Linked DNA regions of Homo sapiens: region 1 is linked to region 2. Evidence: chromatin contacts called from ENCODE Hi-C or POLR2A ChIA-PET data. All regions are on one chromosome and are shown on one strand. The core of a region is the stretch at or near the end of the contact, and the rest is flanking DNA. Distances in the headings are between cores, read along the strand shown.

Region 1 (3,206 bases), core at 664-3,163, 790 kb before region 2:
GGAGGATTGCTTGAGCCCAGAAGATGGAGGGTGCAGTGAGTTGTGACTGCGCCACCACACTCCAGCCTGAGTGATGAGAGACCCTGTCTCGAAAAAAAAGTCTTATGGTCAGGGGCACAGTAGCTCATGCCTGTAATCCCAGCACTTTGGAAGGCTGAGGCAGGAGAATTGCTTGAGCCCAGGAGTTTAAGACCAGCCTGGGCAACATAGCGAGATCTTGTCTGTGAAAAAAACAGAGAATTTCCAAGACCAGGCATGGTGGCTCATGCCTATAATCCCAGCACTTTGGGAGGCCGAGGCGGGTGGATCACTTGAGGTCAGGAGTTCTAGACCAGCCTGGCCAACATGGTAAAATGCTGTCTCTTCTAAAAAAAAAAAAAAAATTAGCCGGGCATGGTGGTGGGTGCCTGTAATCCCAGCTACTCAAGAGGCTGAGGCAGGAGAATTGTTTGAACCTGGGAGGCAGAGGTTGCAGTGAGCCAGGATCACGCCATTGCACTCCAGCCTCGGCAATAAGAGTGAAACTCTTGTCTTGAAAAAAAAAAATATTTCCAATCTTAACTATTTGGTCAATAATCACCTAATGAGCAGTAAGACATTTTACCTAATGACCAACCAGTAGTTGCTCAATAAATAATAGGTGGAATCAATGGCTAACAATGTGAATAACCAATGCATGTTATGAATCAATAACCAGGTAAGTCAGTAACAGTTCATGTAAGCAACACTGGCTGGCTTAGCAACTGGGTTTTAGATACCAGGACTTTTCAGATCCGTCAACAAAGACCCTGGCTCATCACCAAACACTTACTGGTTGCATCTCTGTGAACACTGAAGAGAGGCTATTCCAAATATCCTCCAGGCCAATCCTGACCCGTTTCCAAAAAGCCAGGGCTGGGCAGGGGCTGGCGGGTGGCAGGCTGGGACTGCTTCTGAGGTGGATGGTGGGGAAGGGGGTAGTGGTGGTCCTGGTACTGGTGGTGCTCTGAGAGGCACAGTTGGTGTCAGTACAGAGACTTGTGTCCAGGGGGCACTCTTCCCGAAGTCGGTTGCAGGGACATTGTTGATAGGTGCAAGGCTTGTGCTCCGTGCGGAGCTGGCTCAGCGCCCCAACTCGAAGGCGCCCGGAAAGGCCGTGCAGCTTCCCAGACCGGCTCCGGCTCATGGTGCCCGACTTGCAGTGGCAGTGCCACGGGCCCCAGGGCATCAGCACCAGCCGCAGATCCTCAGGAGATGGCATGGCTGTGGGTGAGGGTGACGGCCACCGGCTCGGGGTAGACCCAGGTGTGGACCACTGGCTCAGGGTGGCCTGCGAGCCTGGCAGGTCCTCAGTAGACCTCCCGGGGGAGCGCGGCAGGCTTGAAGTCAGCCTGATTTCAGGCTCCTGACTATTGGCTATAAACCTCGTGCTGGAACTCCCCGCTGTATTGGGAGTCGCACTGGGAAGCTCTCTGCTGGTGCTATCCTTTCCGGCATTAATCACAACCCCCTCTTCTGAAGACCCATCCTCCTCGTTAATGGCGGACGACCGGCTAAAGCCGGTGGACACCGTGGCGGCCAAGAGCTCGGCAGCCGCTGGTCCAGCCAGGCGGTCGGCGTCGGCCATGGCATCATTCTCGTCCTCTAGGATTATCCTTGTCTTCCGGGGAAGACCAGTCCGGGCGGTGCTCCGGTAGCTGCGGGTCATGGGGCCCCCAAAGCGTAAACTGACCCGCTGCATTTCGGTCGGAGTCTGGGTCAGGCCTTGGGCCCCCGCCGCCCGGGGACCCAGATTCAGCAGCAGGACCCACAGCAGCGCGCCGGCGGCGGGGACCATGGGGCTGGGCTCTTGGGGTTGGGAGGGTGGCCAGTGAGGCAAGCCCTGCCTCCTACCTTCGCTCCCTCCCTTCCGCTGTAGACCCACCGGGTCGTTTGAACCGAGGCCCGCGGGGAAGGGGGTGGGGTTCGACGCGCAGGCGCGCTCGCGCGGGCCGCGCGGGGTGCTCCTAAGGAACCTCTGCGGCAAGAACTCTGCCAGAACCGAAGGTTTGGGATGCAAGGGGTGGTGAAAGAGTCGTTCACTTCTTTGGAGCAGAGCTTAAATGTCTCATCGCAGTTTATTAGCCTCTACAGTTCTAAATTTACTAAAGAGGGCAAAAATACAGGTTTTGAAAGCACTCCTTCCCAGGCTCACAGGCAGCAGACATGACTTAGAAGGAAAAAGGGCATACAGCGGTTCTTCAAGATTTAATGAGCTGACTCTCCTGGCTCCCAGCAGGCAGGCTGGCTGTCAGGTAAGCCTCTTCCATCCAAGGTGGAAGGATCACAGTCCCTCCAGTTAGACAGGAGGAAAATTAGGACCCAAAAAGATGAAGTTATTTGCCCAAGGTTCTACAGCTAAAGTAGGATTAAAACCCAGAGCTCTGGCCGAGCGCGGTGGCTCACACCTGTAATCTCGGCACTTTGGGAGGCCGAGGCGGGCAGATCACGAGGTCAAGAGATCGAGACCATCCTGGCCAACATGGTGAAACCCCGTCTCTACTAAAAATACAAAACAATTAGCTGGGCGTGGTGGCGTGCGCCGGTAGTCTCAGCTACTCGCTGAGGCTGAGGCAGAAGAATGGCTTGAACCGGGAGGCGGAGGTTGCAGTGAGCCGAGATCGCACCACTGCACTCCAGCCTGGCGACAGAGCGAGACTCCGTCTCAAAAAACAAAAAACAAAAAAACCCAGAGCTCTGCATATCCCATACAAAATGACCCTACATTCAGCCTTCCGTCCCAGCAACTGGAATGAAAGTCACCCAGCAGATCAGTTTCCCAGCCTCAAAGCCCTGCTGAAAGTAGGGTCATGCAAAGGACAAAATCCCACTGAGAAGTGAAGATCCGGTGGTACTGAGGTTGGGGATAAGATGATTTACAAAACAGTTCAGATGTTTCAGGGATTCAGGTGTAGGCAGATCACTAACTGGTTCTAAGGCCTTTTATCCAGTCCTGTGCTATGTCCCTCCTGAGCCATGGAGATCCCGGTCCAGCCTAGGAGAGGGAGAGGGGGAGGAGAGAAGTGGTTCAGGGGGTAGGACTTGGGTTTTATTTTCTGGTTTGGGGAGAGAAGCCAGGTGAATTGGAAGAGCTAGATGATTGGGTTGAGTCATCATTTAGCACTTTTGCTCCCTAACACCCTCTCCCCCACTGGATATCATCTGTTCACTGCCAACACATCTCTTCC
Region 2 (3,064 bases), core at 370-2,869:
CTCTCGTGCAGTCCTGTCTGACGCAAAGGCTGAGGGTCTGCAGGTCCAGCCCCTCCCTACGGCCAAACTGCCTCAAGAAGAAAACGAAGGCCTTCATGGTTTATGCTGCAATATTCATACTACTAGAAACTCTGGAGAAAAATCCTAAATTCCTTCCTCTCTCTGTCTCTTATTCCCTTAAATTCCTCAAACTTGTGAGATGTCCTGCTCTTATCCTTGACCTATTCTGCTAGCCCAAGGGAGAGCTGGAGGCAGCCTCTCATTTTACCATATCTGTGGGACCCCCCAACAACTCAAACTCCCTGGTCTGTAAAGGTGCCTGTCCACTCTGGTCAGAGCCTCAACACACTTATTCTGTCTCTTCCTCCTCTTTCCCTCTTTTTTTCTTTCTCCTCAGATGAGATTTGTGACTCTCCATTTGGCTGCCTGCCTGCCCCCATCCTCTCTGCATTTGCCTTCTGCTCTCTGGACACCCACCTCACCCTGCTCTTTCCACAAACCTCAGTTACACACCTAGTATGTGCTGGACACTGTGCTAGGCACAGGAAACACAAAAATGAGGTCTAGGAGTTCCTGGGGACACTCCTGGAGCGCTTCAGCCTGTTCTCCCAAGAATCCCTCCTCATCTCCTGGGAGCTCCTGAAAGTCCTTTGTAAACTGTAAAATGTCAAACAAATGTTGACTCTTACTGCCACTTTCAGAGGATAACTGGGGAGTTAGTCGCTCCACAGAATGAAGAGGGAATCTTGGCCAAAAGGGGATGAATTGGAGATCAGGGTCTGAGTTGGGCAGGAAGTATTCTTCCCCCTACCCCCATCTATCCATCTTTTTACTCCAGGCCTCTTTGACTCCCTATTTGGAGGAGTTTGTAAATAAAGAAGTCCAGGAGTCCTGCCTGGGACCAGGGCAGTGGGGGAAAGAGCTCTGGAGAAAATCTGTAGCCTGCAAAGAGATTCCAGCACTTGCATGTGTACACACTCTGCCTGCCTGCCGCTAGTTCTCCCCGACCTCCAATAACAACAAGGCTGGAGAGACAAAAGGTAAAGAAGGGAAGTGGTCTCCTCCACACCCCACTCTTTTTTCCTCATCTCTGAGCCTATTATTCCAGCCTCTAGGCTTCCTTTCACACCTCTCCTCCCCCCATTAAGCACACCTGGCGACATGTGAACATCAGCACAAATCCACACACAGACATTTAGTTGTACCTACCCCCATCTGCAGCCAGGATCCAAATCACCTCCAGCAGGAGGGCGGAGAACAACATAGTGTCCCAGGAAGGGGTGCAGGGGACTGGGAATTTGAGGACTAGAGGACTAGGACAGGCAGAGAGAGAGGGAGGGAGGAGTGAGAGAGAGAGAGAGAGAGCGAGCGAGCTCCTGGCGTGAGTGTATTTATCTCTGCTTCTCTTGCTGTCTCTGTCTCTGTGGGCTTCCAGGGGATTCGGTGTTCAGTAGGGTATCATGGGTTTCTGGATCCCCAGGACAAATCTCTTGCTGCCTCTTTGCCCTCTCTCTTTATCTCCCTCTGCAGTCTCCACTCCACTAGCTGGCCAGCGACTTTACAACTGCCTCCTGCTTTTAAGGTGGCTCTGAACTGGTGTATGTGGGGACGGGGGTGCTGCCTGGGCTGCTGGTGAACAGCTCCTTAAATAGCCAATTAGGCATGCAGGATGGCCCCACTCGGAGCTGGAGCGCGGCAAGTTTCACTGGAGCCCTGGCCCTGGCTCAGGAGCCCAGCTGGGGTGAGCTCTTCCTTCCTCTGCTAGTCACACAGATGCTGTTTAGATGGGTGTTCCCTGGAGCAGGCAGGGTCAAGGAAGGGGCTTTGGGGTTCAACTCAGCCCCCTCAAAAGGACACTGTATTTTCATCCCCCCGCCTGATTTCTCCTCTGAGGAGCAGCTCCCTGGGTGGTATGCGGCAGATGGTGGGGGTACCTGTTCCCAATTCCCTGCATAATCTGAGCTGCCCTGGAATGGGAAGAGTCCAGAATTAGGAGATATATAACAAGAAGGAATTAGGGACTCAGGGTGCAGGGGAGGGGTGGAGGAAGTCAATAACTAAAACCTGAGTTGTGTCCTAAGTTCTAAGGAAGAGAAGTGAGGCAAGGAGAACTCATCTGGAGCAATCTCTTCTGTGCCTGCCACCACCCCCTTCCCACGGTGAGGCCTGGGTCCACGTGCCTGTGTGGCCTGGGGTGGGGGGAGTGCGGGGAGGGAGCGTTGTTTGCTGGATAAAGCCCATTTGTATGCCCAGTGGGGGAGGGGTGTAGCAGCACCATGGAGAGACAGCGGCTGTAACTGCCAGACCCAGCCACCTCCCTCTCCAGGGAGCCCAGATCTAGGGCGGCTTTTGTCACTGAAGAGGACACTGACCTCCGGCAGAGAGGCCAGGGCAGGAGGAAAGGAGAGACTTTAGGAACAATCACTACCACCATCAGAAAAAGGTGGTTTCCAGAGAAAGAGAGGGGAGGGTCTGGAGAGACCATGTGATCCAGATGGAAGAGGGGCTCAGGGTCTTCCTTCCAGCCCAACAAAGGGCTGAGGCAGGACATGTGGCACTGAATGAAACCTGCCACCAAGGAGCTGCGTCCGTGGAGCATGGAGGCTGCACGTCTCAGGAATGTGAACTGATGTTTGCTCCCCACGGGACTGGAAATCCCGATTGGAATGTACATCCTAAATCCCTCGTTAGAGAATGTGAAACCCACAGATACTTTCAAGCCAGACATTGAAACCTCTTTCTCCTCCATGCTCTTCACCAGAGGCACCAGCCAGGAGGATGCACCCATCTGAAGCTCCCTCTGCCCTCCTTGCTCCTGCCGAGTAGCAATAAATAGCCAAACAAAGGGAGCAGAAGCTAAATAAGGGAGCAGGATAAAAGCCAAATGAACAGAATAATGCATGTGCTGGATCATCAGCTCCTGCAGAGACAGGAGCTCACTGTGCCTTTCTATCCCCTGTGATTGATCTGCAAAGCCAAGCCATTTTGCTGATGTCATTTCCCTTTTTCTTCTCCTATCACCCTCTGAGTTATTTGTCCCCTTCAGGAAAGTTTTATGTTTTGA

What was found. A loop is a pair of places that touch in the nucleus more often than their neighbours do. ChIA-PET counts read pairs that join two places held with the same protein, here RNA polymerase II (POLR2A). Pooled maps may share reads with other maps.
Region 1: a loop to region 2 is called in a pooled map, with 2.8 times the contacts of the local background. The contact joins the promoter of C1orf56 here to the promoter of CA14 in region 2. A Hi-C loop is called at or near these places in 1 of 168 maps with a recorded cell type or tissue (CD8-positive, alpha-beta T cell) and 7 of 50 pooled maps. POLR2A ChIA-PET finds 5 or more read pairs at or near these places in 3 of 52 experiments (BJ, PC-9 and activated naive CD4-positive, alpha-beta T cell).

What each region holds. Positions count from the first base shown.
Region 1 is chr1:151,046,458-151,049,663 of GRCh38, reverse strand. It overlaps C1orf56 (chromosome 1 open reading frame 56), which reads right to left and starts at 1,913. Exons shown (of 2, transcript NM_017860.5): 1 at 812-1,913. The coding sequence starts at 1,816. It overlaps BNIPL (BCL2 interacting protein like), which reads right to left. Exons shown (of 10, transcript NM_138278.4): 10 at 1,944-3,013. The coding sequence ends at 2,977. RefSeq lists enhancers at 1,016-1,255, 1,536-1,585.
Region 2 is chr1:150,256,329-150,259,392 of GRCh38, reverse strand. It overlaps CA14 (carbonic anhydrase 14), which reads right to left and starts at 1,619. Exons shown (of 11, transcript NM_012113.3): 1 at 1,210-1,619. The coding sequence starts at 1,264. RefSeq lists an enhancer at 2,735-3,064.